3 separate regions of the Mus musculus genome follow, and regions 2 and 3 are each linked to region 1. The links are chromatin loops, found by intact Hi-C in ENCODE. Cell type or tissue: heart. All regions are shown on one strand.

The links. A loop is a pair of places that touch in the nucleus more often than their neighbours do. Peaks named below come from ENCODE experiments on the same cell type or tissue, not always from the same donor. Only the 100,000 strongest peaks of a DNase experiment are listed, where the experiment ranks them.
Region 2: a loop joins it to region 1, with 2.6 times the contacts of the local background. A loop is called at or near these places in 4 of 42 quality-filtered maps.
Region 3: a loop joins it to region 1, with 2.4 times the contacts of the local background. A loop is called at or near these places in 12 of 42 quality-filtered maps.

What each region holds. Positions count from the first base shown.
Region 1 is chr17:79,107,085-79,115,084 of GRCm38, forward strand. No RefSeq gene overlaps it. Among named protein-coding and RNA genes, the nearest start is that of Qpct, 59 kb to the left of the region's middle. In heart, a CTCF peak has its summit at 3,936; no DNase peak of the experiment used is centred here.
Region 2 is chr17:79,468,498-79,476,497 of GRCm38, forward strand. It overlaps 4930429F11Rik (RIKEN cDNA 4930429F11 gene), which reads right to left. Exons shown (of 2, transcript NR_033463.1): 2 at 7,127-8,000. Among named protein-coding and RNA genes, the nearest start is that of 4930429F11Rik, 5.4 kb to the right of the region's middle. In heart, a CTCF peak has its summit at 3,369; DNase peaks (open chromatin) are centred at 3,954 and 4,304; H3K27ac peaks cover 369 bases.
Region 3 is chr17:79,351,458-79,359,457 of GRCm38, forward strand. Cdc42ep3 (CDC42 effector protein (Rho GTPase binding) 3) reads right to left here and starts at 3,634. Exons shown (of 2, transcript NM_026514.3): 1 at 3,360-3,634. Gm17315 (predicted gene, 17315) reads left to right here and starts at 3,242. Exons shown (of 2, transcript NR_165822.1): 1 at 3,242-3,547; 2 at 4,368-6,563. In heart, CTCF peaks have their summits at 3,129 (motif pointing right) and 4,429; DNase peaks (open chromatin) are centred at 3,194, 3,634, 4,424, 4,664 and 1 weaker place; H3K4me3 peaks cover 3,529 bases; H3K27ac peaks cover 3,266 bases.

The DNA of each region.
Region 1 (8,000 bases):
TGCAACTGAGGCTGCACCTTCACCAATGGCCTTCCATGGCCTCTCTCGGTGCCGAGTCTCAGCTGCTCTTCATGACCACTTCATGCCTTCAAAACTAGTACCACCTGGGTGACTCTTTCACATTACCAAGTCCAGCCACAGCACAAGGTACAATCTTGGCTATATCTGGAACACAGCCACCGTGCTCTCAGAAAACACTTCCCAGAAGATGTCACCTCAATGATGCTGGTCTCTTCTTAATCACCGCTAATTTCTTAGCTCCATCTAACCAGCATCAATAGTCCCAGTAATACAAAAGTTTCACTTTAGTAGTTCTGGTATCTTGTTAATCACAGCTGATTCTTCAGCCCCAGCTAATTAGAACCACAGAATCTTCACAAAATAACAATGGCCCTGAAAAGAGTCTTTAATTTTCCCTCTGAAATTTCACAAGCCTGGCCTCCATCTTCTGCACTGTTCTCAACATTATCTTCCAAGCTCCTACACAACATCTCACAGAGCTCTTAACACCAAATGGATCTTCTGGCCCAAAGTTCCAAAGTCCTTCCACAGTCCTCCCCCAAACATGGTCAGGTTGTCACAGGAATACCCCACTATGCTGGTACCAATTTCTCTTAGTCAGGGTTTCTATTCCTGCACAAACATCATGACCAAGAAGCAAGTTGGGTGGGGGGCCGGGGAGGGTTTATTGAGCTTACACTTCCATACTGCTGTTCATTACCAAGAAGTCAAGACTGGAACTCAAGCAGGTCAGGAAGCAGGAGCTGATGCAGAGGCCATGGAGGGATGTTCTTTACTGGCTTGCTTGCCCTGGCTTGCTCAGCCTGCTCTCTTATAGAACCAAGACCACCAGCCCAGAGATGGTCCCACCCACAAGGGGCCTTTCCCCCTTGATCACTAATTGAGAAAATGCCTTACAGTTGGATCTCATGGAGGCATTTCCTTAACTGAAGCTCCTTTCTCTGTGATAACTCCAGTTGTGTCAAGTTGACACACAAAACCAGCCAGTATATCATCTTAGGTAGAGCTTGGCCTTGTGGATATGGTGGCTGGAGAGGAAAAGGCCCCAGGAGATCTCATTATGATGCCGAAGCTGGGGTTTGCCTGTGTCTTGGAGAGACTTCTTATTTCATGACTGTGGCCCCTTCCTACAGGAGATGTCCTGCTTCCCCTCTCTGTTCCCTACGGTGGTGGAAACTTGATTGTGCGGACCTTCAGTTTCCACAGAAGTTCAAAGGTTCACCAAGTACCGTTTAGAGTATGTAATTTGACCATTGAATAACAGGGTGGACTTCAAGTTTCTGGTTACCAGACAAGGGAAGTGGTGCTAAATGGAAGCAGAAACCCCAGTGCAGGCTCCGGAACAAGGAACCACATTGGCTTAAGATGGGGCAGGGGCCTCACTGTCCTTGGAAGTGAAGTCTGCGGTGTTTCTTGTTAGTTGTCTGGGCCAATCACAGTGTTTTTCTGGGCCACGATATCCTCAGCTGCAACCTCATTCTCTGCAGGGATTTGTTGAGCCCTAAAAGCCATGTGGCCACTCTGAGTAGTGTTCAAGGGCTTTACCTTTGGCCTTGTGGCTGAATTCAAATCCCGATTCTTCAATATAAAACACATTCAACATTGATCAGGCTATATTTCCTTTCTCTCATGTGGATATTGGGATTTCACTCACAGGGTTTTAATTAGGTGAATTAACACTTTTAAAAACAGCGTGTGAGAATGTCTGGCACTAATTATTCATGAAGGATGCTCACGAGTATGACCTTACACAAGGCTGCTTTCTTTCCTGTTTGTTAATTTTCATGTGATAACAAAGGAATGGGTTTCAATATGAATTTTATAAACACACTGCATTCTTTGTTCTTATTCACACACAACTCTCTCCCCCTTTTCCCCTCAACACTTGTCCCTTCCTCTTTCATGTCTCATGTATTTCTCTGCCCTTTCTTATTTCTCTCGTTCCCCTTCCCTCTTCTAGTCTACTCCCTCTCTCCCTACACACATGTACACACACACACTCTACATGTGAAGAACATGAAATATTTATCATAATTCTGTAACTGACCTATTTCCCTTATCATCCCTAGTTCCATCCATTTTTTCTGAAGATGTCATGGCTTCATTATTTATACCCATTTTCTTTACTATTCATCTATCGATGAACATTGTAATCTGGTCCTATAACTTGGCGATAGTAAATAGTGTTTCGATATACATGGACAGATAAGTGGTTCTGTAGTATTTTAATTTAGTCTCCTTTGGGTACATTTCTAGAAAAGAAAACATAGCTGGGATCATATAGTAATTCTATATTAGGAATTACTGAGGAACCACCTCCTGATGTCTCGAATGGTCAGAGAACTTCACACTTTCCCTCTACACCATGCTTGTCAGCTTTCGGTTGCTATTTTAGTGATAACCATTCTGACAGGGGTGGTCTAGAATCTAATTGTAGTTTTGGTTAGCATTTTGGTTGGGGTTACTTTCAAGGGACGGTATTTTATATAAAGGTGGCATCCACAGTCAGCTGCGAGGCTCTTGTCACGTTTAACAATGAGACTGGTAAAGATCAGAGGAGTGTAGTGACTTGCTGGTGTGTGTAAGAGCCAGGACCTTGAAATACTCCGGGGGAGAAATGAGTCAGACATTCACCGAAGAGACAGAGTTGGATTAATCTACTCTGGTGAGCAGACTTTTTACGCACAGCCAAGGACAGAAGAAAACCCTCCACACAGGTGATACCAATAGGCTGCCACTAGCATCTGAGAACATCCTCTGGGCGGGCTTCCTAGGAGCAATACTGATGCTGCCTTGCGTGTCTGCTCCTGCTGCCCTTACTTTCTAACTTTGTCTGCTAAATTAGGAAGTCAAGATGCAGTTAGCACGGCCATGAGGACCAGACTCCGCTTTTGTTTGGCCCCTCTGAGGCAGCTCCCGAGGCGGAGCTCCAGTAGTCCACCTCGGATCTTTAACACCACCGCTCCTTCGTTTTTTATAGCTACTATTCTTTTTTTTTTTTAAAGTCATTGAAATGATTGCTTCACAAAGTTTTGTTTTGTTGGTTTTTTTTTGTTTTTTTGTTTTTTTGTTTTTGTTTTTTTGTTTTTTTGGTTTTTCGAGACAGGGTTTCTCTGTATACCCCTGGCTGTCCTGGAACTCACTTTGTAGACCAGGCTGGCCTCGAACTCAGAAATCTGCCTGCCTCTGCCTCCCGAGTGCTGGGATTAAAGGCATGCGCCACCACGCCCGGCTGAAAAGTTCTTATTTATTGCTCTTTAATATTTTCTAAAGCAATGCAGTTATTACAGTAAGTTTGAAAAGTATAGAGGTATAGAAATAAGAAAACAGTAATATTTCTCTCCCTCCATTCCCTCTTTTCTTTTCCTTTTGCAGAGATATGCATTGGACTCAGGCCTTGTACATGCCAGACAAGCACTCGGACTCTGAGCTCTTGGCCTTCTTAGATTTCTTCCTATGAATGAATATATATGAATATATACATATGTATATGTATATATATGTGTATATGTGTGTATACATAGAATATATATATAATCTTTTCCTATTCATATAAATTTTACTGTCAATCATTATCCTATCCATACTTTGCACATATAATATCCTTTCTTGAATTATTTTAAAGAACATTGTATGTTAATAAATGATTTGAAAACAGTTTTTAATGGCTCCATGGTAGTCCATTGCAGGAATAAATCAGAGTGTATTTATTTTAATCTCCCTCAGTATTTCTAATATTTTACTTTCATAAATAAACAATACCTGATGAAGTTTTGCATATAAACCTTTGTCCAGATCTCTGTTTCCTTGACAGTAGACTTCACACATAAAAGGGTGACAATTCGCATTCAGGGTTCATCTGGGTTTAGGGCAACTGAACTCCGGGATGACTGCTTTCTGCATGAACCTCAGGCTGCCAGTAGGTGTCGACTTTGCCTCATGTTTCTTCTTGCAGCTCTTTATCCATTTATTTTCAGGATCATCTTTGAAGGGCTGTGGGAGAATGCATTGTTAGTAAGTCAATAGAGTTCAAATATAAAATTTGAAGTCTCTCCCAAGGGTCACAACCCCGAGTGCCCGAGGGCTTGGCTATTTTTCTTTTCTATGTGTTGCTGATTGTATCCAACCCAGCAGCCTATGTGGTGCTGACCTGCTACTGAGAGAAATACAGTCAGTCAGCACAGCCTGCAAGGCTCTCTAGGAATGTGTACACATGCATCATACACACACACACACACACACACACACACACACACTCACACACGCACACACGCACACACGCACAAGGAGAGGGGAAAGACATTCGCTTTTGCCTAATGAGTGTATTCTTGAAGCATCCTATAATTAAAAATTGATAACCTTATAGAGATATCTATTTTAGACAGCCTCCTTTCTAAATAAGGAAACTGAGTCTTGGAGAGGTTAACTTGTTAACATGGTACAAGTATTGAGATGGTTAATCGCTGTTGTTGATGTGTTTAGATTGAGAGTCACCGGGGAGACCGAGGCACACGTCTTAATGTATCTGTAAGGACATTTTCAGGATGGCTTAGTGGAGAGGGAATGATGAACCTGAGTGTGGGTGACATTGTCCCACGGTCTGAAGGCCCAGATGGAATAAGAAGAGGAAAGAAATAGCAAGCCAAGCTACTGCTGGCTTTCCTGGACTGCCAAGGTGTGTCTACTCAGCTTTTACCACGCCTTCGCTGTGCCACGGAGAACCAACACCTCTGGCAACTGGAGTTCAACATGTTTTTTCTCCCTTAAGATGTTTCTTTATGGTGTTTTGTCACAACGATGAGAAATTTGATGAGCGCATGCTATGCTGAAGCAGAATTCAGATCCGGACATTTACCTTTTAAAAAAAGAAAAAATATATTTTTCTATCTGTATGTACACCTGCATACCAGAAGAGAGCATCAGATCATATTATAGATAGCTGTGAGCCCCTGTGTGGTTGCTGGGAATTGAACTCAGGACCTCTGGAAGCCCATACAATGATCTTAACTGCTGAGCCCTATCTCCAGGCGCAAGCACACTTATCTTTGAAGTGTATGACTTTAACAATTTCCCCATCTTTGTTAAAAAAAAATAAATCTACAATACCAAAGCTCTTTATTAACCACCTGGACATGGGTTTCTAAGAATTGTGTTTATAAGATCTTCCTGGGATATTCACGTGGGCATACCAACTGTAGACACCCATTTCATTTGCACTGGGACTGACTGGACAAATTAGAAGCCTTGGCTAAAGAGAATAGGTTGACCCATGTGAGCTGAGTGTTCAAGTCACTTGTCTTATGACAGCAACAAAGGTCTTCAAACCCTGGGACTGGCCTTACAGAGACCAGAAAATGTGTTTCGAAATTTTGACCTTTGTTGCTAGGCAACCACTCTCCCCCCCCCTTTTTTTTTGCCAGAACAAAAATATTATTAGCTGATACCTGGTTCATTCTTTAGCCTAGCAGCAGGGTGTTCAGGCCTGGTTCTGTGCTTTAGGCTTAGGCAGACCTGAAATTGACTTGTAGTTGTGCTGCTTACAGACGGTCTCTGAGACTGACCAGGTTCTTTAAGCTCTGTGCCTCAGTTTCTTCCTCAGAAGGCTGGGTATAACTATACCTGCCTCACAGAATGGAGGTGACTGCAAGATATTGACAGTATAAGTGTTACATCCTGTGCCGAAATTGCTGTCTAGGAGCTAACAGAAAGGAATAATATTCAATAAATAACAGGGAGACAATGTTATTATAAACCTAGATGTCTTTTAAATTATTCATAAGTAGCCTATTCACATGCATAGCAGAAATCCACTCATTGTAGTTGTTCATTTCATGATTTCTTAGTATATCTGTTCATTTGTGCAACCTGTGTGGTCTGCCCTTTCATTGCTAGTCTCCCATTCCTGCCTTTAGCATGGGAGTGTTTACTCTGTACTGTTGTAGGTTTGGAGCATGTAACTTTCTTCTTGATTTTACAGGGACTCAGAGCTAAGGCATTGCCTTGTGTCTCAGAAGACACTTTGGGCTTTTTGTACAATGCTGGGACTGTTAACCCTTTTAAAGTTAGACTGAATGTATTTTCCATCATGCGGTAGTCATGCGGTTTGGCCCTGAGGTGGAATGCTGTGGTTTATCTCTGAGAAGTCCCACAGGCTCATATTTTGAAGGTTGTGAAGGTAGGCGGTAGGGCCTGGCTGGTGGAAACAAGCCACTAGAAGAAGCCCAATTCCTGTTTTAAGAGACATTTATATCATCCAAAGAGTTCTCTTTTGCCTGTTTGCTGGCTGTTGTTACTTACAGTCCTCTCTTACATAACAGATAGTTCTTCTATCTCTAGAAATAGTCCATTTTTGGACATGTAATTCACATGAAGTGGTAAAATATGTGATCTTTAATGTCTGGCTTCTTTACCAAGCATATAGTTGTAGAATGTAGTAGTATGTATATAGTATAGTATGTAGTATGTATATAGTGTAGTATGTAGTATGTATCAGTGGCTTTTTCTTTTTTCCTTTCTTTCTTTCTTTCTTTCTTTCTTTCTTTCTTTCTTTCTTTCTTTCTTTCTTTCTTTCTTTCTTTCTTTCTTTCTTTCTTTCTTTCTTTCTTTCTTCCTTCCTTCCTTCCTTCCTTCCTTCCTTCCTTCCTTCCTTCCTTCCTTCCTTCCTTCCTCTTCCTTCCTTCCTTCCTTTCTTTTTTTTTTTTTTTGACAGGGTTTCTCTGTGTAGCTCTGGCTGTCCTGGAACTCACCTTGTAGACCAGGCTGATCTCGAACTTAGAAATCCGCCTGCCTCTGTCTCCCGAGTGCTGGGATTAAAGGTGTGCGCCACCACGCCCAGCCAAATAATGTCTTTTTTTTCTTTCTTTTTCATTGTTGAACAATTTCCCATTGTAATTATATAAAATGCTCACCAGTTGATGGACATTGTATCATTTTTATGTTTTGTCCATTTAGCATCTTGAACATTTGTTCTGAGTTTTTCTATACATACATGTTTTCAGGCTTTTTGGATATACCTAAAAGTAAAACTGCTTGGTAATCTGGTTAACAGTTGAGTGTTTTAGAGAAATTATCAAACTGTTTTCTAAAACACGCATCATTTTAGTTTCTCCACACTTTTACCAACATCCATCACTACCTCTTATTTTAATGACAGCTGTCCTAATAGATCAGAAATAGTATTTCCCTGTGAGATTGGCATCACCATGTGATTATCATGTGTAATATTGCCTACTATATTTGCTTGTTTACACACACACACACACACACACACACACACACACACACACACGATCTTACTATGTAGTCCTGGCTGTCCTCAAACTCTTCATTTATACTCAGGCTGGCCTCAAACTCACAGAGATCTTCCTGCCTCTGGCTCCTGAGTGCTGGGATCGAAGATGTGCACCACCATGCCCTATGTGCCCTTGTTTTAACTGGGCTATGTGGTCTTTTTCCATTGTTCAGTAATGCGTCCTTACTTACTCCGAATATATTTTCTGAAGTTGATGAGTTGCAAATGCTCCCCTGCCCTCATCTTTGAGGGATTCCCCCCAATTATAATGAATTGTTCTTGTGCAGTGTGTGCGTAAGTGCTTTGTGAATGGGAGCCAGAGGTTGATGTGCATGCTTTTCTTTATCAGTTTCACTGTAGGTTTTGAGATCGGATCTCCCACTGAAGCTGGGACTTGCAGTGTGGGTAGACTATCTGGTCAACAAGCCCTGGAGATCTTCCTGTCTCTGCTTCCCCAGTACTGGGAATATGGGCTTTTGTTACTGAGCCCCAGCGTTTTGGATGTGGGTGATGGAATTCGAACTCAGTTTTCATGTTTGTGTGCTATACCAACGTTGGTTCACGTTACCAACAGAGTCATCTTCCCAGACTCCTTTCCCCTTATTGACAATACTTGAAATAGAAAGGTTTTAGAATTTGAATAAAGGCTAACACCTATTTTTCTTGTTTATGATTTTAATGCCTGTGG
Region 2 (8,000 bases), 360 kb after region 1:
GAAGCTCCTTCACCCAGTTCTGCAAGAAATTAATTCCTATGTGTTCCTAAATTTATTCACAGTAACCTCAGGGTACTGAGAAAGCCTCTGGTCACAGTTTCCAAGACCCGGAGCTATATATGAAAAGGCCAAAAGCCAAAGAAACACAGTATTTGTGTTAGTATTCCTCCTTCATAGTACCTCAGGGTAATGGCACAGTCAGTAACAAAATAGGGACTGTGAAAGGACCTGCCCTAAAGACTGTGGTCATCTTTCAGCCCAGTTCACCCACTTCTGGATCATAAGTGTTTAGTGACAGGTATTCACTGTGTAGCCTCCTTAAAGTACTTCTTTGTGACAGACTGAAGCATCCCTAGGGCAGGGAACTCTGTACTTCCTTCATGGGGCATAGCCTCACTTTGTATACATGGCATTTGTATATATTACCTTTTCTCATTGCTATGACCAAATACCCAGCAGAAGTGACTTAAAGAAGGAAGCATTAATGTGGGTTCAGTCTGAGAGAGTTCAGTCAGTCATGGCAGGGAAGGATTGGCTGGGAAAGAGCAAGGCTGGAATTCTCATATCGCAGTAGACCTAGAAGCAGCAAGCTAGGGCCAGGAAGTGAGGATGCTATAACCCTTAAAACCCATCTCCTCAAGTGACCCCTGTCCTCTAGCTAGGTCCATTTCCTGAAGGTTCTACAGCTAAACCAACACCAACTGAGGCCAAGTGTTCAAATACATGAGCTTGAAGAAGGGCATTTCATTTTCAAACTATAACAGAGAGCAAACAATATCAGAGAATAGATGGATGGATGGATGGATGGATGGATGGAAGGATGGATGGATGGATGGATGGATGGATGGATGGATGGATGGATAATGGGTAGATAACTAATAAGATTCTGTATGCCTAGTTCTCCAGCTTGGTGTCAGCTGGCCAAACTTCAAAGCCAAAGTTATCAAGGAAATGGGCGAATTCATAAAATTTCTCCAGTCTTTCATGTCCTCTCCAGTCCAAAACACTGGCACTCTCAGTAGCTCTTTGTATGCACTCTTAATGACTAGACTCTAAAAATGTAATACCTTTAAAAAGTATTTTAATCAACATATGATTGTGCATATTTATACGGTACAATGAGGTTTGATACAAGTATACAATATAATCACATCAGGGTAATTAACCAGTCCTGATCTCAGATGTTTATCAGTTTCTTCTGATAAAAATATCCAAACATATTTTGAAAAGCATTGTGAATTCTTATTAACCATAGTCATTCCATTGTGTTACAGAACACTGGAACATATTTATCCCATCTAATTGTAGTTTTGTACCTAGTAACCAGTTTCCCCCTACCACACCCTCCCTTCCATCTCCTGGCCTCTAGTAATGATTCTTTCTACATTCATGAAATCATTTAAAAACTTCTATAAATGACAGAGAACACTCTGTGTTTGTCTTTCTGTGCCTGGCATGTTTAATTTAGCATAATGCCCTGTAGGCAGGCTTCACAAAAAACTAACAACTGTGTGATGTAGCAATCCTATCACAGAGTAAGTATCCAAGAGGGGAAAAATCAGGATGTAGGAGATATATTATAGCCCACTGTTCATTCAGAACTATTATAATAGCCAAAATAGGAATCATTTTAGGAATCTATCAATAGATGAATAGCGATAAAATGTGGTATGTGCATCCTGTCCTTTGTGTCAAATCTCTTTTAAATTGCGACTTTTTCTGAGAAAGAATCACTTCACCATGCAATAAGATATGAGACTGCTCTAACAATGTATTTAGAAAGTTTTAGCCTGGTATTGGCTGACTGGTGTGGAGACCTAAGCCTCCTCTTGGAGACTTCTTGACCAAAGAGGAGATGGGCACTGGTCTCTAAGTATCTGATAAGGCCTGCAGGATTTCCAGGTAGACACACCGTTTACTATCATGCTATTTATCAACCACATGTTCACAGCACAGATGGAATTTCTCTTCAGATGATTCATGTTCCTTGTCAACAAACCTTTTTACACCCGTATCTAGTTCAAACTCACCCAGCTTCAGAGTGGGGGGGCTGGCTGGTCACAACCTCTGCCCCCTTAGGGGGAGTTGTGAAGATTTGGAATTGAATTACAAGAGCCACCAGAGACTTCCCTATTTAAGGTTGAAAACAAAGCTCTAGAACTCATCTAGTTTGCTGTCTTGTCTTGTAATATTTACTGCTTCTGCTCCTGAACTGAATGAGTCAGTATTACTAATCTCATGGAGTGGTTGGGACAATCAAATAAGGGAATGCAATCAAGAAAATGTGAAGAATATAACTTTTAATAAACTAGTAAAACCACATCAAGGTAATCCTTTATAGATATGTCCAACCCTTTATAGATGTGTGTCCTAGATCCTGTAAAGTTGACAGTGACTATTGTGATAGAGCAACATAAATTATTTCTGCTGTTCAAGCATACCCCAAGGCTAAGATCCCAACATCAAGACGTAGAATAACTGTCCTAGTTGTCATTCTCAACTATCAACTTAGCACAGTATAGAGTCATCCGAGGGAGCCTCAATCGACAGACTAGCCATATAAGAACAGCATGTATAAGATATTGTTTGGATTGACAATTGCTATAGGAGGATCCAGTCTACCTTTGTCAGCGTGTTCCCTAGGCAGATGGGACTGGGATGTCTAAGAAAGTGAGCTGAGTATGAGCCTGTAAGTGAGCCAGAGTGTAAGCCAGAAAGCAGTGTTCCTCCATGGTTCTGCCTCTGGCTTCCTGACTTGAGTTTCTGCCCTGACTTCCCTCTGTGATGATTTGTGACCTAGAAGTGCAAACTAAATATACCCATTCCTCCCAAGTCGTTTTTGGTCAGGAAGCAACAGGACAACAAGCTAAGTTAAAAAATGCAATTTTGCCATGGGCTCAAAAGGAAGAATATACCACCCTGACACTGTCTATTTTAAACTTCCTAACAGCTCAGTGAGACAGGTTTGCTATCTGTCCCACTGTATAGATATGAAATAAAGAAGATAATATATCTAAGCTTATAAATATTAAAATTTGAGTCCAGATATCATCTAAGGCATAGGAGTGGCCTTTATGTCTCAGAAGCATCAAGGAACAGTATTTCTGTGGATTTATTCCTCTTTACCGCTCTAAAGTTCTTTGCCTCTTTGTTCTAAGCCACAGTTACAATGTAAAACTTCCAGATAACTTGGTGGCATCTAAGTTTCTATGACCAGCTCTGGCTTCACAATTCTTTCCACTTATGTCAGCTATGATGAGACAAGTCTATGAATAGTGTCCAAGACACCTATGTCAAAAGATGGAAGTTCGGCTTTAGCTGCCTTGATTTAGGATGAAAAGGGTGACATCTATTGTCTGAAAAGAAGCCATGTTCTGATTTGTCATCTAAATGCTTTTTGATTGGTGAGGCTTTGCCCAGATTATTTCTTACAGGAGATATCATATTTAAAAGAGAAAAAAAGAGACAGTGGAGGATAACCCTGGTGGGCAGGGCATGACGCCCTTGAACTTGACTGCAGCTGCAAAAAAAAAAAAAAAAGATTAGTCCAGAACAGAGGGTTTGTACCCCCAGAGTCAAATTTCATGGAGCCCCGCTCCAGGAGTTATTGCATGCATTATCCAAAAATCTGTTTGAACTTTTTTCACTTTACCATCCTGGACTTGTAAAGAAAACGGTAATTGCATGTTTTGAAGTCCACAAAAAACGAAAGGGTAAGGTACATGGAGACAAACTGCTCCAGATCGTGGCTTAAGCTTCTCCTGGCACCAGCCCACTTCTGTGGATTTCCAGCCGGGAAGTACCACCCGGGTTTATTTTCAGGGGTGGGAAGTCAAGTGACAATTATCTCCTGTCACAGAAAATTAAAAACCCAGGCTCACCCATCCCAGGAGCTGGACCAGTGTAGAACCATAATGACAGGCTGAGGCTGGGGCATTTCCTTTAAAGGCATGGGGCACTCAGGAAACACACAAAGTAAACAGAGACATAAAAGTGCATGGAACAGGCCCACATGCTGGGCAAGAGTCTGCGCCAAGAGGAGAGAGTGCATTGTCACTCCCCTGGGCACTGAGAACTGCGGTCTCTAAGAGAACTCAGATAAGCTGGATGAGGATGGTGTGGGCTCTACTGTGTACTGTGTGGGATCTCATGAGGATGAGATGGGTGGTCCTGCCCCTCATTTCTATGATGTTAAGAGCATTTTCCCATCCTGTTTACTCCTAGCAGAGTTTTCTCCATCCATGTCTGGACACCTGCCCATGTTCCCCTGGACAGGGTTGCGGTCCTGGAAGCCAGGGCTTTGGCTCGTGTTCTGTGTTGACATTACTGTGACAAGCTGGGGTGAAACTCGCCTCTTTCAGGAAGGCTTCTAGGACTGCAACAGCCTCTCCTCACAGCTTCCACAGCTGTCTCTGCAGTCATCTGAGCAGGGATTCTTGCATGGTCTGTTGTCTTCAAGAGTGGGGACAATTTTTCTTCCTGTTGATGTTAAATGTGCATGTTAGACCTCCCCCAAATGTTTGCATAGCTACTTCCACATCACCCAGTAAGGGATGTAGGGCCGGAAGTCATCCTGCAATCCTGCAAGACTAATTAATGGGAACTCATAGAGTCAAGTGAACAAGAACACGGGTTTCATTCAGGCTGTCTCCCAATCTGTCAAGGCCTTGGTTTCTCTCAGCTGTAAACAGGGATGGAGATAGCTCCCTTCCATGAGGCTATAAAGCATTAGAGATTCAGCAAGGTAACACAAGAAATTTACAGACACCTCATCTAGGGGAGAGGCCCTGGAGAGTTGTTATTATTTTAGAAATGATAGAATTCTAAGCTCAGAGCAGTTGATACACCGCCAGTGGCATGAGTGCCTCTTAACTTCCTCATATTTTAAATAGAAATAATGGCATCATATATCATATATACTACATTGAAATGCTTAATTCAATCTATTGTTAGCATATATAGTCAAGCAGAATAACAGGCTACGTTGTTCTGGGTCTCCCTTTTCCTCCAGGGTCACTGGCCACCGACCCATGAGAGCGGAGGGAGCAGAAGTGGACAGCAGGGTTTGTGTACAGTGCGTATGACAGAAGAACTTCTGGGAGTCAGCTTCAGTGAGATAGCTCTACCTTATCATTTCAGAGACAGGGTAGATAAGAGCTTTTATAGTGAGTAGAAAGGGCTGTTTGGTCATAACACAGTACCTAATTACCAGGCAAGAAGCCCTGTGCAGGGTCATCTTCCAAATGAGTTCAGGCACCTGTGCTCCAAACAAGGTCGGGCAAACCCCACTGAGAGAGGGATTCCTTCATCCTGCACCCATCAATGGGAACCCTAGACAGGGTGGACTGCGACCTTAGCAGCAGGGCTCTCCAACGCATTGTGCTGTTTCAGATATGCATAGGGCATACTTTGCTCACATCCAAACCTCCTCAATCTTTCCCCCTCTTTTTCTCCTCCCCTGGTTCCCTTCCCATTCTCTTTTGGACAGTTTTAGCCTCATGTGACCTCTCTCCTCCCCGCGACCCTGTCCCCCTACACTCCATGTTTGAAAGTAAGCATGTCTTTCAGAGTCTTGACTAAATTTGCTTAATATGATAATCTCCAATTCCACCCATTGTCCTACAATGATTTCATTCTTTTTGAGTTAGTAGTATCCACTGTGTATATACTGCACACTTCCTCATCCACCATCTATTGATGGGCACTGAGGCTGCTCTGTAACTTGGCTATTGTCAATAATGAGGGTGTAAAGGCATCTCGTGCATGGTGACGTTGATTCCTTTGGATGTATACTCAGGATTGGTACAGCTTGACCATATGCTTGGCCTATTTTAGTATTTTGAGGAACCTTGATAGTGCTCTTCACAGTGGCTGGACTGATTTACAGACCCGCCAACAGTGTATACAGATTCCTTCGAAGGTACTTTTAGAAGCATGCTATACACTGGGATGTGCCTCAGAACTTTAATTAACCTGCCTGAATACTGGATGCCTGGAACGCATCAGTGCTGGAGCTAGGTTTTAGTACCCCCGACTTTCCTTCCCAGCATGCCATGCTTTCTCCCTGATAGGCTGGTATTCCTTCCAGTACCAGAGCTGTGCGGTGGTCTTCATGGAGAAAGAGTATCACTGGAGATGGATTTTGGGAATCTATAGGCTTAGCCTACTTCAAGGTTGCTCTGTCTGTTTTGAGTTTACAGTAAAAGATGTGCTCATTCAGCTCCTGCTCGTGTCGTCACGCCTGCCACTTGCTGCAATGCCTCCCCGCCATGACAGCCCTTATGCCCTTGGCAATGTCAGCCAAACTAAACTCCTTTCTTTTATAAGTTACCCTGGTCATGGTGTTTCGTAATAGAACTGGAGGACTAAACAAGACGCCCATCCTTTTCTCCTCCCCACACTCACTGCAGTTATGCCAATGAAGCCAAGACCAGAAGCTAGAGCCATTGTGGCTGTGATCCTTTTTCTTACTTCTATATTGACTAAAAGAACAAATTGACTTAACAAAAACAGATCCTACGGTAGTAGGGTCAGCAGCACCAGGACTGAGCCTAAGAGTGAAGCTGAAATCTCAGACTCTGCACAGCAACCTGTACCCCATTGGTCTGTGCATTAATTTCTTAAGTCACTCTCCCTCCAGAATTTAGGGAGAATGTAGTCTGGTGGCTGCTATACACAGTTAACTCTACTCCCTCCCTGTCTATGGGAAAACATAGACTAGAAACTAGTAGGATGTCCCCTGAGAAGATGTGAACATTTGTTCATGATTCAGTTAAGGGTAATTCTGGTGGCATCGCAGGCCTCCCTGCTCAGAAGAGAGCCCACTCTGGTGGGCATTTTGTCTTGGCTGTGAAGGACTTGAGGGATTTTCTGAGCTTTTCTGCCCAAAGTTCTTCCAACATGTCCAAGGAGATGCAGACTGGGGTCTGGGCCTGGAGTGCTCAGGTTGTCCTAAAACATCCTGTTTTCCCCCTTCCTGCTTCCATGCCCCTTTTCTAAGCATTATTTATTACAGAATAATTTAGATGTCTTTGGGAGCTGATGAGAGGTTGATACTGGGAGTGTGTTGCTACCATAAAGCCAAAGGAATTGGGAATGACTGGCCAAAAGACTGGAAAATTTTGTTCTAAGCTTTATTATGATCCCCTGACACAATGTTGGAAACGTTCTCAATACCTCTCTGGTCAGACACATATGTTCAAGCACGATATTGTCCATATAGGTAAGATAGAGAAATTAATAAGCCCCTGATTTTGGATCTCACTAAATTTGAGGTTATAGCACATATGTTTACTCAAAGAATTACACACATGATAGGAATGTGTCTTCACAAATTCATCAAATTCCAAATTCTTTCTGTATTTAGTTAAAATAACCACTAAATGATGTTGAACCCACCATAGTTTAAGGGATGACATCATGAGTTGACTTCATGCCCCCTTTCAGTATTTATACAAATTTACCATCTAAATATTCCAACCTCTTCACCTTCATCATGTCTCATTTTCCTACTTTAGTGGTCTAAGCTAACAACCATGTTTGTTCTTGATTCTGTAAATTGGGCCTCATACATCTGGGTAATTCTGGTGGCATCACACGGAATTACGTATGCTTGTACTCAGCAGATAGAGGCATGAGGAATACTGGAAGGGGCTGATGGTTAACTATCAGCCTTGCTGTCTGGGTCACTTACACCCGAGTACATCAACTTGGGTTTCCTTGTGTGAGAGTCACAGGGCTCCAGAAGTTGCGAGTAGACCTCAAGGCCTGTTGCTATTTCTGCCATATTTTACTAATCAAAGCAAGTCTGAGAGCCATGCAGGACTCAAGGACAGAAGATAAGACCTGCCCTTAATTGGAAGGGATTGCCAGTTAATAACACAAGGAAGTATATATGTCGAAATGTGGAAGAAATTCCTGGAGCCATCCATATTAATCTATCATAGACTCAGAAGTTGAAAAGTTCTATTTTATCCGGTTCACATTTAGAAAGGGTCTAT
Region 3 (8,000 bases), 240 kb after region 1:
CAGGATGGGTTCCTTTCCAGAGGCCAAAAGCCATAAGAGTAATCATATTTCATAGCTCCCGTAACCCTCCACCCAGACAATGGAGGTGTGGTATCCAGAACTAGGTCAGACATACCTGAGTTCAAACTGTGCCCTGCTACTTACTTAGCTGTATAAACCTGACCAAGGTACAGAACTCGAGAGTCTAAGTTCTTGTCTGGAAAAGAAGTACCATACCATCTATCTCAAAGACTGGCTATGGATATTAAATGAGACAATCACACAAGTCAAATCACTTGTCTAGCATCACACACGTGCTACACGATAGAGCCAGGCAATGCACCTGGGTGCTCTTACCCCAAGCTAATAATGTCAGGCTTTCCCAATCCTTTAATCCAAAAAGGCACAGACTCCCATATAGATTTGGGCACTAGGACACACCCACAGTTAGGTATGTTCTTTAATGTATAACTTTGGGCAACCTACATCACTGGTCTGTCTTCTGTTATTACACCTGTAAAATGTAGGCACTAGCACACCTTTCATAGAATGATTGTTTAGTAATGAAGAGGTTAACGAAGGCACTGAGAAGAGTACTTAGCCTAGCACTGAGGATTGTTTAGTAATGGAGAGGTTAACGAAAGCACTGAGAAGAGTACTTAGCTTAGCACCGAGGATTGTTTAGAAATGGAGAGGTTAACGAAAGCACTGGAAGAGTACTTAGCTTAGCACCGAGGATTGTTTAGAAATGGAGAGGTTAATGAAGGCACTGAGAAGAGTACTTAGCTTAGCACTGAGGACAGGCTTTGTGCTAGAATTACTTTTGATGTTCGTTAGAATTCTCTGACCTGCACTTTTAAGAGATTTTTTTTAATTGGCCTGGTTGAATCTGCTACTTGTTCTCTGGGAAGCATAGTGTATTTAAAAATACAATTTTTCGGTTCTTAATGAAAAAAATCAGTGGGATTCTAGTTAGAAAGACAGCCTTTATGAAATCAGACTGAAACAATGGTGGTAATAATAATAATAATAATAATAATAATAAGTAGTAGTAGTACTAGTAATAAATTGGCACAATTTTTCTAAGGGCTTTTAGGTTGGGAACTGTATTGCCACCCATTGGATAAATGCTATGTCTAAATGGGCAAAGGACTTGTGAAAGTTTTATGGCTTGGTTAAAAACCTTAGGGTGATATAGGTTAAAGAGATTTTATCCCCAATGCTGTTGAATAGCAGGAAGTTTATAAGTGGAAAAGGGCAGCTTTTGTGAACATGTCAGACATAAAACAAAACACCACATTAAAGGGAAGACTGGAGCGCAGATAGGGCCGCCTGGCTCCAGGGAGCCGTTCTGCAATCATGGTCACAGCTTTCTATGCATCTTGGACCCCATTTAAATTCACAATAAAAACCAAGAAAGCAAATGTACACCAGGTACTTTACTCTCGACACCTTTCTAGGTGCCCTGAAGATAGGAGGCAGACTTTCAGGGTGCAGATTAGGGGGGTGGGAAGGAGCTCATCTTACTTCATGTCTTCAGGGGGCTGCCACAGCCTCGGCACCATGTTCCAATCATGGAATTCAGAATGCAAATCTCTAGCAGATGAGACGGCTGGAAAACAGAAACTGCCACAGACCCAGAAGGCTTCCAAAGTTCTCCTCTAAACATCATCTGAGAGCCCAGGGGCTGTGAGCCCCGAGACTGGTAGCCCCGTCTTCCAACCATGGGTGAGGCCTCCTGGAAAACCTAGGCACTTCCAGATGGACTGTCAACCATTCCTTGAATATAGATCTTAATCCTTTATCTCACACGTTACATCGCTAGACATTTCATAACGGCCTTATGGCCGAGTCCTTCATTCTGAAAAAGGTGTTTGTGTATACTGACATCTAAACTGTCCATCAAATCACAGTGGTGGAGGTATCTACAACTGTCCAGAAGTTGTACTCCCTAGCTCAGTTGTTAGTTGAAAGATCTTTTATAAGTCAGACCATTACAGGAGTCTTTTAATGGACTTAGGGGTGCCCCTGGGGCATCCTGGCTGCTTCCTGGGGAGGCTTATTTCTCCCTGTGATGTTAAGGGGGAGTTCCCAAGTCTGGGTCTACTATTAAAGCAGGGACATCTGCTACCCTCCTAATATTTTCAAGGCGGCACCCCTCCTCCACCCCCTCCCAGAACTCGAGGATACTGGGAGGGCTACAAGCTGCCAGGGTGAGGAAGCAGCAGAAGGAATCTTTGTCTCCCCAACACATCCATCAGTTCCCTCCCCAGAGCCCCCACTACACACTGCACACAATCAGCAGCCCACTCCCCGCAAACGCACCAAGGCTGCAAAGATTCAGGCTCCAGTCCCTGCCTGACATTCCTCTTCCCACCCTCCTTTTAATTCACTCACTTTTTTTTTTTTAAACAAAATGTAATTACTTGACTGTCAGCCGGGGCTGCACTCTGGGGCTTTAACTCCTTTCAACACAGATGTGCGCCCAGCTTTGATGCCGCTGTACTCGCAGCTTGTCCCAGCCACAGCCGGCTCGGTAATGTAACATTCAAGTGCATATTTATTTTTAAACTGACCTCTCCTAGACGGTGCAGTATAAAGCAGGTCCTGCCAAAAAATATGCTACTTTCTATTTATAAGATGAAACACATGCCTTCCCTCCCAAAGGCGAGAGCGGGGTGGAGTATAATAATTCATAAAGAAAAAAACTGACTGGCCGGATCCATTCGTCCTCGCATGGCTGTGTCAAGATACTTAGTGAGAAGGAAGAGAAAAGAAGAGGAAGAAGAGCAATAGCAGGAGGAAGAGGAGGAGGAGAGGCAGGAGGAGAAGGAGAGGGGAAGGAGGAGGAAGAGGGAGTAAAGATCTTGTAAACGCTTCAGTTGTTCAGAAACCGCAGTCGAGAAAGAAAAAAAAAATTTTTTTCCCCCAACTGCCAGATCTGCAGGTTGGAGCCTCAGCTACAATGTGCTGCCTCTGTCAGTTCGGAAACTGCCAAGCTGCGCGGTGCACTCTCGCGCCGCGCCGCATCGGTGCAAACACACAACTAGAGGGCCGCGGTAGCCAAGTGCGGTTTGTTCTGCTGGAAAAACGCAACACGCGCCCAGAATGGCTGTCAATGGCCTGGAGGGGGCCGTGCTGACTGCAGCCCCACCCTAAAGAAGTAGGTGGCAGAGCTCCGCGTCCTGATCCCCCCTCCCGGACGTCAAGCATGATGTCCCCTTTGATCCTCTAAACATCAGCTCAACCAGGCGGTGCGGTAGATTATCCTCGCACCCTCTAAGTCTTCCAAGGCCACCATCTGCACTAGCTGGAAGGGGGCTTAGGTTGAGGGTCGGACAGTCTTACAGGTGGAGAGACAGCCTGGGTCACACACTCACCAGCAGTCTCTAAGGCTCCTAGCTTCTGCCCGGAGGGCCGGGCGTCGGCCCGGGTCGCCTCCCGAGGGCGCAACAGTCCTCGCTGGTGCGCGCAGAACCAGAGGGGCGGCAACGGTTCACCGCAGAATCTGCTCCGGGACTGCGCGCGGCGTCTCCCGGGAGGCAGCCGCTGCGGAACTGGGTTGTCGGTGAGCGTCCCGCTGCTGTGCTCCCAGCGGCAGTTGGAAGCGCCCGCGACACTGTGCGCGCGGCTGCCGGACGCCGGGCCTCAACCTGCCGAGGGCGGGGCGCAGGACGCAGGGCGGGGCCGGCGCGGGGCGGGGCGGGGCTGTGAGGCCAGGGCAGGGCGGGGAGAAGGGTGCGGGCCGACCTGGACCGTCCCTCCGTTGTACCTGTCCCCCACCTCCCCACCACCCCCAGACCCGCAGGACTGGAGGCGAGGCTGCGGACTCTTGGAGGACAAAGGCTACCCACTGTCACCTCCCAGTTCCACCCCTTCCCAGTGGTGGCTTCTCTCAGAGGCAATGCCGGCTGGGGCTCCCTCAGGCACAAAGAAAAGTGGCGGGGTGCTCCCTTTAAAGAGGGGACCCCAGAGCGTTGCTGTCCGTACGGTGCGGGAGAACAATGGGACTCCGCCCGCACCCGGGACCCTCGTGCTCACCCTCGTGTCCCCGCCTTTCCCTGTCCTACCTAACCCACCTAGCAGTGCGGGGCTTCGCAGCGGAGGAAGGGGACCTGCGCGGGGAAGAAGGGCCACCTGACCGGGTCGCCGCAGCGCGGCCGCAGCTCCCTGGGGACCCCCTGGCAGCTGTAGCTCTCGGGAGGGAAAAGGAGGGTCGCGTGCTGTCAACGTGCAGCCGGCTCCCCTTGCAAGCTGTCGCCAAAACCTGGAGCGCGGATCTGACGCGCGGGAGACGCGGGGTGGAGGCTGAGAGCCTGCGGGACGCAGAGAAACGCAGACGCAGCAGGTTTTTCCTGTCGGGAGGGTGACGTCTCCTCCCCCTCCAGGTCTGTCAGAGATTGACCTAAAGCTGCGGAAGCGGGTGGCGGCTCTCCGGGACGCTCTGCGAGGCGGCGCAAGTGGCGCAGCTGCTGCTGCTCCGGACCGTAAAATTCCGCCCGTGGCGACACCTGCACCTGTCGGTCACCCAGCCAGGGCCTCAGGACGACCCGCCCCTCTGTCCCTGGACCTCTGTAGGAACCCAGAGAATTAATGTTAATTGTCTTAATTGGTCGCCCTCTCTTCCTTCTCCCTTAGTCCGCCAGGTTGGAGACAGGAAAAGGTGGTGTTTTCCGGCGTTGATGTCCCCCGCCGGCTTGGTTGACCTGGAAAAGGAGCTAGAACCCCGAGTAGTCGCACGCTCCAGGTCTGGCCCCAACCCTGGGACTCTCAGGTTGCCTGGAAATCCTGGCACAAAGCAGAGCCCCTCCTGGAGACCTTGGCTTCCCTGGGCGCTATCGGGGTCATCACAAGGGTGCCCCCAATCTGAATCGCTCTGAAACCTTAGACCGGGTGCACTTTAAGCCCAGGTCCTAAACCACGGTCGACGTTAAGATGAATTTAAAAAGGAAGCGGACACAACTGTTGGGGAAAGCAAAATACTTGGGTGGAGTGTTAAAAGCCTCAAAGAAAATAATAGTTGGCAGGTTAAACGGCCATGAGGTCGGAAGTCAAATACAAAACCGCAGAAGTGATACCAGAATTTTGACAAGCAAAACAGTCGGTGAAGATAAGGGACCCGGCACTGTTTCCCTTCTCCGAATGACCGACTGCTCCGAAGTTGCCTTTGGCAGATACCTGGGTTCCACTCCGAATTCCTCAGAGTTTTACTTGGGGTTCATATTTCAAAATATATGTTCCATTTGGCACTAATGTATATATTTTATATATGAATTTATTGAAAAATATTAAATGTTACTGGCCTAGTTAGATAAAGGTATTTTTATAAATATTTATGCACAGCTTTCATTACATATGGTATTTTTAAAAGTACAAATATGCATGTATATACATTTATGAAATGCTGTATGAAAATTCCTTTTTTACGCATAAAAGCATTCCTTACACATATGTCATGTGTGTGATTTTTAAAATTCGTTCTATTGTTAGCTGCCATTAAATGCAGTCCATTTCCACGTGTCTAAGTAAATAATTTCTTTTACAGTTTGTGCAAACATAGGGTGGCAGGTGGCTATAAGTTAAAACTTTTATGCCAAAACTCTGTTTTCATTCTTATGAGCTGTTTCTGTTTCACGTAGAGGTGGTTTCTTTCTATATGAGGTTTTAAACAAGTCTTTACCATTGAGCCCTAGACAGTGCATGTGTAACCTACCTCTTCAAGGGTTTCTGGTAGTGCTGACTTGATCCATCCTGGCTTCCCTGAGGCTGTGTTATTTTATTTGTGCTGAACACCTTCAGTGAGGAAAAAAGCCCTCATGTTGCGAATTTTCTTTCCAAATGAGTTCATTTCCTGATTTAGTCATGGCAGCCTTTTGGTTCCGTGGGTTTAGATTTTGTTAACTTCAGGAGGCTCTCCTGCTAAGCAGAAAGGAAAACTTCGCTTCGTGACGACTGAGACTTCTGAGACTGTATTTCAGAGAGGGTTAGCCTTGGGAAAAAATCAGTGGGAATCTTGGAAGTCTAGGACTAATAGCTATAGCACGCAGGGCCTACGGATGAGTCCCTATCATCTCTTTGACTTCCCACTGAAGCTAGACTAGTGTTGGTTTCCCCTAGGATGGAGTAGGGAGAACTGTCACGTGGCTTCTGTTCATGGCTGCCTTGCCAATACTTGCTCTCACTTGTCTTCATCCCACCATATGAGACTCCAAGCTGCCCTTCAGTTTATGCCTGCTGAGCCCTGCCCTCTATCTGTCCAGGACACTTCTTCCCCCAAAGCTTCAAAGCCTCCTTTCTCCCTTCATTAAGATCTTTTTTTTTTCAAATAAGACTTCAAGGGTGAGACTTTCCCTCCCCTAAAATAGCAGTCCCACCCAAATTCCCTTTCCCTGAATAAAGCAGGAAGAATAGTTTCTTCATGACCTGACATGACATCATATGTATTTATAGTGTTGGTTATGGCCTGTTTTCTGCGATGCATGGATGGATGGGCATGAAGTACTTTGTAGCTTCTGTACCTAAAACAGGGCCTGGCACGTAATAATAACAATAATATCTGTTGAATAAAAAGTCCTTAATAGCAATCAGCCATGAGTCTAAGAGCCTTATTTACAAACTCTATAGCACAGGATAATATTATATTAAACATTCCTGGGATAGACCGCACAACTGCTGAAACCAAAATTTCAGTCCCTTTACTTTAGTCTAACTGAAGGAGAAACACAAAACACATGGAACGTTTTAAGTTCTAAAACTCAAACATTTGAAAGGAAAGCTTACAAAAAAGCGTCTTTGTAGTCCATGTATAATGCATAACTATTTTTCTTCTGGCAAAGCTGAAATGTACTCGTGTGTGCTCAGCTGGGGTTTTCCTCCTAAAATGCCACATTCGGGTTGAACTGAAGCATATATGTTCCCCATTATCCCCCCCCCCCAAGTTAGATCTGAGGGGGGCGGTGCCAGTAAGAAACTGCAAGGTTGAGACTTTTTGTTTGAAGGTGCTGGGGATGAAGCCCAGGGCACATACTAGGCACACAGCCTATCACTGAGCTACGCTCCCAGCTTGATTACAATGTTTCAAGTGCGGCTCTAGCTGCAGCTTAGGTGTTCCCCTCGCTCACAAACTTTAGCTACACCTGAGAGGAACTCTATACAGTCACCAGTGGGAATGAATTGCCTTCACTAGTTGCCAAATAGCTTAGAAATTTTCTAACTAGCAATTTCCTTGTAAATAAAGAAACTCAAGTCACCTTTTGGTTAAGAGCCTGAGCTTCACCTAATCCGACCGAGCAGGAAATGGTATATTGGAAACTATGGTAGCATGCAAACGGCAGGCCTGGTTTACGGGTTTAAGCAGGGCAGAAGGTCAGCCTGGAACTTTGAAGACAATTTGTGTGAGATTACTAACCATGGCCCAGCACTAATTCAATCATGGATAAGACCTTCAGCTATAGACATAGGTGTAATCGATCTGATGGTTAGTGGAAATTGGTGACTGATGAAGAGCATTGCCTAAGATTTATATAGCCTTCGCTACTCTTAATCATCCTTTTACGTGTAGCTCACGCCATCCTCATTTCAGGTTGCGTTGTCTGTACTGGGTAGTAAGGTGCTAAGGCCTGTAATTTGCAAGCTGACAACTTAAAAACAAGCAAAACCAACCTTTCAGTTTCCACTCTTCACTTTGAGGCAACTTAAAAGGCTTTTTTGGGCATTGAGTCATTCTACAGGAGACTCCCTTCCCCAGCTTTGAGAGGATAGTTGATTGAATCATTGCTACCAGGTCTCTCTGGGTAGGTTTTCTCTCCAGGTATCCCTATGTCTGCTTCCTAGTTGTCTCCAGGCTTCTGCTAGCTCCCCAGAGATGAAGTCTGGTTCCTTTTCATCCGTTTACCCTCTCATCCTTCTCCATAGGACTTAACACCTGACACATTGATCATATGTCTGTTTCATGTCCCCTGTGGCCCGACATCGGAACATAAACTGCAGAAGGACAGAAACATTGTGTGTTTCACTGCTAC